3 separate regions of the Homo sapiens genome follow, and regions 2 and 3 are each linked to region 1. A link is a loop called in an ENCODE intact Hi-C map of the cell type or tissue named here. Cell type or tissue: Caco-2. All regions are shown on one strand.

Region 1 (4,000 bases):
TTTCCTTTGAGATGAAGAGGGAAAAGGAGCTGATTCTGCATTCCATTCCAGCTCATCATGTTAAAAACACCTGAATACATCCATTTTAAATTTTTTCCCATACAAAGTAAAAGGCTGAAATGGAAAAAAATAATAGCTTCAAACCATAGTCTCCCTTTACTGCAACAAAAATCTCCCTTGAAAATGTTTCTTTTTTCTTCCCCTTTCCTTAAAAGGAGGAAAATTGTTAGTTGGAACACTGCTTACCAAGGGGTATGTTTTGTACATGTTTCTAAATGCCAATCAGAAGTTTTCTGAAGCCAATGGTAACTTATATTTTAGTCAATCTCCATGAATGCCTGGGGAAATATGTAAAACATTAATCAGGGTAACCACAGTTGCATAATTATCATCTGAATGGAAAAGAAGTAAATATAGAAGAGCAACCAGAGATTAAAATTAAGTTAGTGATGTGTCTCAAAGCTCAATTAGCTTCTATCTACGCAAGGAACCAAACTTTTACAAAGAATGGGGAAGGTTGGGGGTTAATTTTGAAATTACAGACTCAAGGAAAATTATTTTTATCTTTTAAAAATTAAAAAAAAAAAAGGAAATCTATACCAATTTCTGTTACAATTGTCAAACATGTTCAGATTTTTCCAAAGTACGTCATATAATCTATGGAAAAGATCTCTGTTTAGGGAAGTTAAGGCAGCTAGGTCCATTCTCTTCATCACTAAGGAGCTGAGTGGCTTTAATGTGGGGTAGTGGAAAAGGTATGGGCATTGGCAGTACAAAGGCTTAAATTCAAAACCTATCTCTGCCTCTTGCTGTGTTTCCCTGGGCAAGGTCCTCAACCTCTCTGAGTATCAGTTACCCCACATGTGAAATGGGGATAATAGCTATCTGTCAGGGCTAAGATTAAATGAGATAAGGTACTGAAAGCTATTAGCACAGAGTTGGGACCAGTGTTTGTTTTCTTTCTCCTTTTCCTTCTCTGAACTGATTAGGTTTTTTTTTTTTTTTTGAAGGACTTAGGGCAGATAACTTAAATTCCTTTAATACTCTAAAAGCCTATAATGCTGGTAATGTACACTGAAGGAAGAAAAACCTCAATTTTCAGTAATTTGTGCACCTACAAGACAAAGCGCTACTTCATTCAATCTGAAAACCAACTCCCCAGAGCCTAATAAATAAGTGTTAATACATGTCATCCTGCAAAGGACACAGCCTTACGCAGTTCCATAAAGGATTTTCACAGATTTGAATTACTTAATTTTAAGGTGTTAGCTTAGGAAAAGAGTATCAGCAAATAAATAATGATAAGCAATAACTTCCGATGAGAACAGAATTAAAGATTTCTTTTTATTTTCCTTTAATATTCTTCTAGGTAAAACTATGTTTCAGCAACTTAAATCAGAGGATATAAAAAATGGATAGGAGGTGAGAAGTCTAACTGGTAGATCATTTTCTTTGGGATCATTTCCCACCACCACTTTTTTTTTTTTCTTTTCATACTTCCAAACCCTGGAGCTGCTCCCTTCTAAAAGCTACTGTTCCCAAGCTGCCACTCTTGGCCCAAGGACCCTCCGCCAAACTCTGTGCTCTTTCCAGGTTCCTAAGGAGACCTCCAGCTTCTGTGGTCTCCTTCCCCTTGTCCGGAGTCAATACATATCCATCATTCTCTTCTTATGCTTAAAGTTAACTAATCAGAACTAATTACCTAATTAGATTTCTGGGAAAAGGTTTCAGCATTTACTTAGAAATTCTTTAAGAACAAGAAAGAATGTGCCCAAAATTAGCAATCTCAACACCATTTCCATCTTTAAGAAATGTAGGCACATACAAATAAATAAGAACTTGTCTTTGCCCCCATTTTTTTCTGTCTTGAATAATAAAGAACATGATAAAGTCATGAATGCCAAATAGGCTTCTTTTTGAGTAAGCATTTTCAATAAGCGAGTTGGTGCAAAAGTCGGCAGGATGGGAATTGAGAAAGCTACACCCGCGTGACAGGCAAGGCAGTGTCAGGCAGGCAGCCTCTCAATGCCCTTCCACACCAGACTGGAGCAGTGGCAAAGTCCAAAGTTCTTTCAGAAGATTTATATCAGCCCAGAGCAGCACACAGACACATGCTAATGGGCCATTTGCTCACAGAATGTAACTCCATGGGTGATATGCCAGAGTTAACTGAGAATTATGGAGCATGAATCACAGAGAATGAAGATCATCAGGTGAAATCAGGAAAAGGCACCCAAGAACCAAGCCTAGATTTTCTAATGGCATTTCCATAAAACTTCTGGCAAATATTCACCATCCCAACAAACAGAAGAAACACTCTCTCTACAAAATGGAACAAGGAATTAGTCTCTGCAATTTCTGCCATCCCTGAGCAGAGAGCTTGCTACTCGAGGATGGGCAAAAAGGCTTTTTCAGCCACAGACACTCCAGACTGAGAAGGCTGAGGCTGTTAGAGTGGAAAGGGACGTGTGTTTCTCAAAGGCAAAATGTTCTACTAAATTCCCTAATATAACATATACCCGCTAGAATTAATAAAAGGAATGAAAACACCCTAGATTACACTTAATTTTCTGACACAGACAGTGATAAAAGCTGAAAAGTACCTATCAACTGAGGCCACACAGCTCAATATGCCTCCCTAATGACATTTTATCAAAGAGGATTTGTACGTGTCAAACACGGAATAAATAGCATTTTGGTCCTGAAGACACTTCCTCAGCTCCTGCCCATACTAAAGAGAAAATACATTGTCGAGGGTATTTAGACACTTTTTCATAGTGAGGCCAGGTTCTCAAACTAGAGAATGAAATAAACCATATGAATGGCTCAGAGAGCTACTTCAATGAATTTCGAAGAGAAATGTCTTTTTCCCTTAATGAAACACTAGTTGGTATTCCTTTAAAAGAGGCATTTAGAACCTAAGATAAATCTCCTTGCAAGTCAAAGTCTTGGAGGAAAATATTACAAATTGTATCCTATGTTCAATAATAAAAAGTAATTATTGAAGCCATAATTTTAGCTGGGACAAATGTTAAAGTTAAGTTCAAAAAACATCAAGAAATGATGGACTTGAAAAGGCCAAGGTAGAAAGGAAGGAAGGGAAAAAGAGGTCTGGAGCGTCCTGCCCTTTCCCCAATGCTATGATCTGAATATTTGTCTTCCCCAAAGATGTATGTGTTGAATCTAACCCCAAGGTGGTACTAACAGGTGGGACCTTTAGGAGGTGATTAAATCATGAGGGTAGAGTCTCATGAGTGGGGTTAGTGCCTTACAAAAGAGGCACCAGAGAGCTGCCTTGCCCCTTCTACCATATAGAAACACAAGGAGATGACATTGTCCATGAGCTAGGAAATGGACTCTCACTAGATAACGAATCTGCCAGTGCCTTGACCTTGGACTTACCAGCCTCCAGGACTGTGAGAAATAAATTTCTGTTATTTATAGCCTACTTAGTTTATGGTATTTTGGTTATAGCAGCCCAAATGATCTAAGACACCCAACCTTAGTAATCCCCCAGATTCTCCCAACCCCACACCAGAAGTGTTCCCCTTGCCCTCTAAGAGAAGGCTTAGTACCATAGTATAATTTCCTGTTTACTCATTTGCCTTCCCCAGAGACTGGGATGCTGTGAAGACAGAAAAAGACGTCTTCCCCATTCACCAATTTATCTGCAGCTCCCAACACCATGCTTGGAACGCAGTCAATACTGAAGGGTAAGGGAGGGAGAAGAAAAACCATACGGCAGCGTAATAGAAGGAGAGGATATATAAAAGTATTTGTTTTTAATTTCCTTAACAATTTTTGTTCCTAGTCTAGTCAAGCAGAAGGCAATGTGTTTTCTATCACGCAAATACAGAGTTTCAGGGCCCAGGTCACTAAAAAATAAGTGAACTGGCTACAGCTGACTCTTCAGTGGTCCTCTTAATTCACATACTGAGTCCTGAAGAAGATACTCTAATATAAAAAGCTCCAGGGAACCTGTGGTGATTTCTAGACTCGG
Region 2 (4,000 bases), 60 kb before region 1:
ACTCATCTCGGAGGGAGGGCATTAATCTTTTCAAGAAGGACCCACCCCCATGACCCAAAGGTTTCCTATTAAGCCTCACCTCCAACATTAGGATCAAATTTCAACATGAGGTTTGGAGTGGACCATAGCACCCCCACATGTAATACCTAGCAAAAGAGGCATGCTGAAACTATAGCACCAATTTTTGTATGGTATTGAAAAAAAAAAAGTCTGGATGATTACACACTCAAAAATAAAAGAAGAGGGATTAGAATAGTGAAAGAGAAAGATAGTATATTTTATTTCATATTCTTCTTTATTGTTTGAAGGTTTTTAAGTAATTATTTATAATCTGGTAATTTAAACAGTCTTTTAAAGCCTCAAAGTCGATGGTGGCCTAGTGCTTTACCCCACTGTCACATCACCCCACCTCCCTCCCCAGGTGGACAACAGCTGAAGTCACAGTTAAAAAATATCCCCACTTCTCTATGCCACACAATTCATCACCTCTGTCTTCAATGAATCCACTTTTTAAAATATGTGGAAAGCCAAAAAGGTGGTAATCGATGTTTTATGGCTGCAAACCTGAGGGCACATGGATTTGAATTACATCTAACTTAGCAGTCAACTTCTAAAGTCATTATGTCCCCTATACACACGGCTGTCACGTGCCTCGTAAGGTGGCACTTGGGAAGTAGTGGCTCTTACAGAAGCCAGAGCATTGGATGGGAAGACTTGAGTGCAAGTTCTTTCTCTGTTACTTTCTAGGCAGATAACCCTGAACAATTTCTGATTAATCCCTGAGGTTCAGCTGTAAAATAAAATAAAATACCCAGAGGATATCACTACTTAGTTCATTTACCTTGTACGATGATTACAGAAAACTCAATGATCAATATGAAGCCTTTTATATAGAACAAAAGCATTTCAGTTATTCTTATCTCCTGTGTATATTTCACCAACTGGAGATCCCTTTCAGGAGGACCAGATGTTAAAAATGCAAATATCCCTGAAGTATAGCATCGTTTGTCACCCTAGCTTCTACTGCTTTAATCAAATAATCTGGCAACTAGCTAAGTATGATTTCGTGTTCAGAGTGCAGGAGTTGACAGGAGGTAGGGAGTTGCATTTGGAAGCAGGAGGGCAAGAGTGGGTAAGGTATGGGAGTCAAAAGCACTTAATGTCCAGGCAGAACTGAGAAGAAAAAGGAATGAGAGAGATACTCAAATCCTAAATGGATGAGCAGCAGGAACAAGACAGGAACTGGGGCCCAAACAACTCCCAGAGCTGTCTGCAAGGCTGAAAATCATAGCCTTCATGGGCACCACCCTATCCTCTTGTTGGAAAGAGAAAAAGAAAGGTAGACACAGGGACTCATGGAAATTTCTGCCTCTTCTCTCTCCATCTTTTTGTAACTGTTTAGATCAAGAGCAACAGTTCAAGAATTCCAAGATTACCTTGAAACTGCACTCCAAAGTGAGAATACCATACTCGTTTTAGAAGTTAAAGAGGCAAACTATCCCCCTTGTTTTATTGGTGAGAACTCTCTTGGGTTAAGTGACTTCCTCAGAGTCACTGCCAAATGGCTACTTACTTGCAGACCCAGTGGATGGGACCCGGAGCTTTCAGCTACTGAAAGGGTTGCTGCTGCTGACTCCGTTTTAAACATGTGTGGAGTCAATGATGTCTGAAAATCATTCAAGGGCCACAAGCAATGGGAAAGATACATTTAATCCACTGTCTTATAATCCTGGAGAAAGCCACTGTCTTGACAAGTGATTAAAGAAAACGCATCTTTTAACTTCTTTTTACAAGAAAAGAATATGCAGACTAGTAAGCGTTTTTAAAATATTTTAGAGGCTGCCATATACTATATCTCTTGGCTTCTGAATTTTCTGAAATGCTCTGCCCCAAAGTAAGAATCCATCAGAGCTTGAATCCTCCAAGAAACTCCTCATTGTCCTAGTTTTGCGATCACAATATGACCTATTTCTGTCCATTCCCTGCTTCATTCTGCTTGAACTATAAAGAACTTGAATTCTCTGATTCCATGGCTCTGACTCTTGGCTTTGCAAGTAGAAAAAAAAATAAAAGGGAATCTTCTATTCAGTCTAGGTGCCTTTTAATAGGAAGCCTACATAAGTCTTTTTCTTCCACCTTTTTCTTTTCAACACAGACAAAAAAGAAAAATTCAGTAATAAGTTGCATGATAAGCAAAAGTAACTCCATGTCTTTTAATAAATATTATTTAAAATGCACCTATACTGCATACAGAATATCTTAAAATTCTGATTATTCCTATTTCCCCTTGAAAAGTGACTGAGTAAAGGAAAGGAAACTTCAAGTTGCCTCTCAAGTGCAATAGTAGGATAAAAAAGCAGTTACTTTGCACTGGGCCAGTGAATGCTGACTCCAGAAAGCTTCAGTTCCCAGAATTATTAAAGAATTATTATACTTTTACTCAGTAATCTAAATAAGAAGTGAGTCAATATAGGTCCCTATTTCTAAGTCTTGAGAGTAAATAGCCAATAGAAAATAAGACTCCAGTTTCTGATGAAGCAGGGATAGAGGCTGGGTTCCTCCAGACTGTACAAGGAAAATACACTAGCGGGCTGCGCCTGGTCCCAGCAGAGTGGGTTAGGAGCAACAGGCTTCATGCTTATTTATTTGGATGCCCTTTGGTGGAGAGCCAGCCATGGTCAAATAAGGTCACATCTATTATATCCACCATCAACTACAACCATCCTGATGGAGGCAATGAAAGGAAGAGATGTTGTCCTAAAGGAAAGGCTGGGCTTTCGGACAGGTAGATGGCTGGTTGAAATGTTTCCTTCTTTGTCTACCGCATCCAATAAGTAATACAGACATTAAGTGTGTTCAATTCACATGGAAGGCGGTTAGAAGGATTAGGATCAACTCTTTCCCTGGTTTTTAATTCCTTTAATTCAGAAAGCAGCTTGCACAAAAACTAGGCTGAAGTCTGCAATATTGTACAGGATTGTTTTTGCCTACACAATATTCATTACCCTGGTATTGCTGAAATAACATCACGTTTCTTTAGAAAGCAAATATGTCCAACCCCATGTCATTTCACTTACGACAACTCTATGAGGTAGGTTTAATTAGCCACTTTTCACATTTCAGCAGATAGGTAAACTGAAGCTTCAAAGAAAAACTACTTGCTCAGAATCACATAGCTAGTATATGATGGAGCCTCCATGACTCTGGTGTTCAGTACTGGTTGTCTGCAATATTATGTTGCCTACCCAAGAATTACTGTGTGTTTTAAACTTTCTCACCAACATGGATATGGCTTGAGAGCTAGACCATAAGCTGAAAGGGCTTAGTAATGCATAAAAGAAATATACACATCCCCACAAATAAAGAATGGCCCGGCCAGGTATGGTGGCTCATGCCTGTAATCCCAGCACTTTGGGAGGCCCAGGCGGGCAGATCACGAGGTCAAGAGATCGAGACCATGCTCGCCAACACGGTGAAACCCGGTATCTACTAAAAATACAAAAATTAGCTGGGCGTGGTGATGCATGCCTGTAGTCCCAGCTACTCAGCAGACTGAGGCAGGAGAATCAATTGAACTCAGGAGGTGAAGGTTGAAATGAGCCAAGATCATACCACTGCACTCCAGCCTGGTGACAGAGCGAGACTCATCTCAAAAAAAGAAGAATGTCCCTTAATCTATGTCACTCAAGCTGCTGCAGACATGCCAAAGTCCTGCATTCCAAAGCACAGACACAATTTTAGCCACACGTCAAATGAGGGCTAAAGTAAGGAGTTGCCTGTCAGAATGAGAAAATGTCTACCTGCAATTAAAGCACAGGTTTAAAAAGGAGTTAAAAAAATGAAGAGGAAGAAGACTAAGGTAAAAACAAAAAACAAACAACAACAACAAAAAACTGTTATACTCATTGTGTACACCTAGGGAGTCACTGATAATAGGGCCAAAGTTTCTAACTTAACCATCAACCTAAGGGCTTTCTACACTTTCTCAGCAAAAATTTCT
Region 3 (4,000 bases), 56 kb after region 1:
TGAGAAGCAAAAAGCCTTTCCTTTCCTCAGTCAATACCACCACGCCCTGCTTTTCACCTGACAAGATGATGAGAACTTGAATTATCTCCTGAATATCTTGATGCTCAGTGCTCAGGCCAACTCTGCTAAAACATAACCTATCTCTGAAGGATTTGTTCATGAGCTGAGCAACTAAATCTTTTCTCACCAGACAGTTGACCAAAGGAACCGATAATGTTTGATATCTTTAATATTCTCCCCAGCAATGCCAAGCAAAGCACTGAAACACGTTTTGTTTTTTTTATACATTAGCAACTATATAATTTGACTTACAGTCTTCCACCTCTTAGTTATTCAACCGTGTTTATTGACTGTCCATTAGTGCAGAAAGTTGCTCTGAGTGTTAGGGAAGGAGGTCTGAAACTAGCAACTGTGCTTCTCAGTGTTGTACCTCAAAAGAAATATTGCTAGCCTGGAAGACAGAAAACAAGTGTTCTTCTAACTCCACCCTGACATGGGATCCTGAACAATGCATTTAAACTCACTGTGAAATTGGAACAATATAACAAACAGCTAATATTTATTAAGTTACTTTATGCTTGGCAATGTACTAAGTGCTTTATATGCATTATCTTATTTTATTCTCACAGCAACCCAGTAAAGTTCATATTATCATTATTCTTTTTGTTTTATACATAAGTGAGACTTGAAATGACACCTCTCTTAGTCCAGAGCCTGGGGCCTTAACTTCCATTCCCCAGGGTTAGAATAAACATCTAACTAGTTAATATATACAAAAATGCACTTTCAGCTTGTAACAAATATAAAGTGCTCCTTTTTTAACTGTAAAATAAATAAAAGGTTGTATCTGATTCTTCTTTACTTCTTATTCGTGCTTGGCATGAATAAGTGGGTGACTGAGCAGTGTTTGTTGGACAAGACATTCGTATACTTGTGCTACCTTATCTGCAGCCTCACTGACATACCTCATTTAATCTCCATGTCCACTGAACTTGCCTAAAGTATTGCTATTTACAGAATGGGAATTTGATATTATTTATGTGTTTAAATAAAGTGTTCTTACCTCTAAAATTCTGACTGAAGTTACTTCACAATTTTGAGTACATACATAGATACAAAAGGCTAAACCGTTGTATTTAGCAATTTCTACTCTGTTAAGTGGAGAACCCACCCTACAATACTGTCATGGTGACTGCAGAGGGAAGAGAGTACAAAAATGCCATGGGTGCACTAGACAATGCTCATTCAGGGGGAATAATAAAGAAAGACATCCCAGAGCAGTTGTTACTAGGAGGATTTTGAAGGAAAGGAATTGCAGGTGCCTGTGACTGTCCTACTAGGATAAGATGCACCAACTCTGCTCTCCTGTAAAAGAAAACTTTTACAGTTTTATTCTCTCTTATCTCTCTTTGTGGCCTAACGTTGTCAAAATAACAATGAAATATTTCTTTTAAACATTTATGGTTTTTGTCTCTTTTTTTAAAAATAGCCATAAAGTTGTATACAAGGCATTGAATCAGACATCTTTTTTGCAGTACATCAGACCCGCCTGTTTCTTTTCCAGCTGCTGCTGTGCACCAGCTCCCATGACTCCACACAGCTCCAGCCTGACAGGGCTTTGCCTCAGGCCCATGGCAAGAGACTCCACCTGGTGTTCGTGCATGTGCAACCCAGAAATGCAAGAACACTGGCACTCTGTGGAGTGAATCTTCATCCAGCAGCAGATGGTTGCATGTGGATAGTCTCCTTCCGTCTTCCTATGGATGATCTTTCGATTCTGATTATAGAGCTTCCCAGGCAGTCCTGTGGCAACCTGCTGGAAAATGCTTTATTGTATTGACTCTCCATCCTTCCCAGCCTCTCTCCCCTCATCCTCTGCTACTGCTTCCTTCAACTGTGTTTCCAATCAGTTAATAGCCCACATACCCTCTCTCACAGACACTTTCTAGAGGACCCAGTGTATGACAAACATTGAGGATGGAAAGTCAACGTTTTAGCAACAACTATCCTTAATATGAGGTCCTTATTTTGGACTCATGGATGCCAAACAGGACAGAGAGAAATGTGAAAGTGGACTACCCTAATGTATAAAAATCATGTTTCTGAATAATATTTAATGAAAATGATCTGGGTTAGTGCCCGTAATATTAAAGATGAATAAAAAGTGGGTCATCTATTTTCTGTGATCTACTTTTATGTAAAATATGTATTTATCTGTATGCAAGAGTGACAGGAAAGAGAAACAATAAAATGTTAACTGTGGTTATCTCTGCGTGGTGCTGTTATGGGTCATTTTTGTATTTCTCTTTATGCCTTTCTGTAATTTTCCCAATTGTCTATGACCACGTTCTACTTTTAAAATTAGAGAGAAAAAGAATAGCCATTAGTAGTGAACCTAAAGAGTCATTTATTCCTTCCTTTAAGTTTTTTTCTTCATAAACTGTGTGTTTATGGCCGATAAAGCACAGTGCCATTCAGATCCTCGTCTTTTTCACACATCAGGAGTTGGTATGGTTTCTGCTGCAATTCAATTGCCAACTGAAGCCCAGAGATGGGTTCACACTTCAGGTCTGTGGGAGCTGCCATGGCTGTGAGGCAGAGTTCACATTTACTGGTGGGAGGATGATATTACTGACAATGATGAAGGGGAAGAGCACTGATTGAGTACTGACAGCATAAAGGTGTTGTCAGACCACAGAGTTGGACACAGTCTCAGGGTCTAGATTTAATCCACATTTCTAGGAGGCATCCTGACAGCCCTTGGCATCACTGTCAATTGGTGATGATTGATAAGGAGAAACAGGCAGAGAGGCTTTTCTGGTATCCTTTAGCACCACAATTACTTTACATATGGCTGAATTAGGTGGATGCCCCTAATCACCTAAGGACAGTGGGAAGATTGTGCCAAACCTCAGAATATAACTGAAATTCCACCACTTTTACCTCATTGTGATGGAGTAAGCAAAACCTACCTAGGTTTGGCAGAGTCCCTCAGTGTGTTCCTGGGAAGATATTATATTCTACCATTATTAGTCCTTATCATTTTGTCTTGAATATCGACTGTTTCCTTCTTTAACCATAAAATAAGAGAAGGTTAAAAGATAATGAGTAAAGAAGAGAGAGAATTTTACAGATACTCTACAGGAACAAGCTATTGCCTGCTATAAAGAGAGTAAAGGGGTTATGTAATAGGTAACAAAATAATTTTAAATATCTATCTTTGTATCTCACATTACCTTAGATCTGTTTGACTGCAAAGTTCAGAGGGAGATGGCTCCCAATTCATCACTCCTCTCTGTATTTGTTCCCTTTGCCATGTAACTTTATAGTTGCTCCCTCTAAACTTTGAACTCGGCCGTAAGTCTTGCTTTTACTAATTACATATGAGCTGAAGTGATAGCCCTGAGTTACTTCCATTTACTCTCCTGCCCTTTTGACACTGTCATAAGAACATGCCCCCAACTGGCCCAGTTATCCAAGGAGGATGAGCAATTCTTAAAGCTGAGCCTCCTCAGACGAGTGCGGACTAGATCAGATGGGCTTCAGCTGACCCATAGGTACACAATCAGAATAATGATCGGTTGTTTCAAGTGGTTGTTTCGAGCCACTAAATTTAGAATGATTAATTGCAGAGCTCTTTCTCTGCATTGATACAATAGTGTTTCTCTTTCTATATCCTAAATTCATTTCCATTTATTTATGTTATAAAACTTTTTTTAGTAGCAAAATATTTGTCATGTGATATGTGATTTATTTATAATATTCATTTGAATAAATGTTTCCTCACAATTGTTCCCAAGCTACCTTTCCCGGTTTAACTCCTTATTGAGTTGCACTGTGTGTCTTTCAAAAAAGATATGTGGAAGCCCTATCCTTTGGAACCTCAGAATATAAACGTATTTGGAAGTAGGATCTTTACAGACATCATCAAATTAAAATGAAGTCATCAGGGTGGACTCGAACAGGACTGGTGTCCTTATAAAGAGGTGAAATTTGGACA

What was found. Peaks named below come from ENCODE experiments on the same cell type or tissue, not always from the same donor. Only the 100,000 strongest peaks of a DNase experiment are listed, where the experiment ranks them.
Region 2: a loop joins it to region 1, with 2.0 times the contacts of the local background. A loop is called at or near these places in 3 of 110 quality-filtered maps.
Region 3: it touches region 1 in a loop (2.1-fold over the local background); 4 of 110 quality-filtered maps call a loop at or near these places.

Annotation. Positions count from the first base shown.
Region 1 is chr11:92,265,059-92,269,058 of GRCh38, reverse strand. All of the region lies in intron 1 of FAT3 (FAT atypical cadherin 3), which reads right to left. Among named protein-coding and RNA genes, the nearest start is that of FAT3, 42 kb to the right of the region's middle. In Caco-2, no CTCF peak of the experiment used is centred here; a DNase peak (open chromatin) is centred at 2,028.
Region 2 is chr11:92,325,303-92,329,302 of GRCh38, reverse strand. All of the region lies in intron 1 of FAT3 (FAT atypical cadherin 3), which reads right to left. Among named protein-coding and RNA genes, the nearest start is that of FAT3, 100 kb to the right of the region's middle. In Caco-2, no CTCF peak of the experiment used is centred here; no DNase peak of the experiment used is centred here.
Region 3 is chr11:92,209,428-92,213,427 of GRCh38, reverse strand. No RefSeq gene overlaps it. Among named protein-coding and RNA genes, the nearest start is that of FAT3, 13 kb to the left of the region's middle. In Caco-2, a CTCF peak has its summit at 1,623; a DNase peak (open chromatin) is centred at 1,627.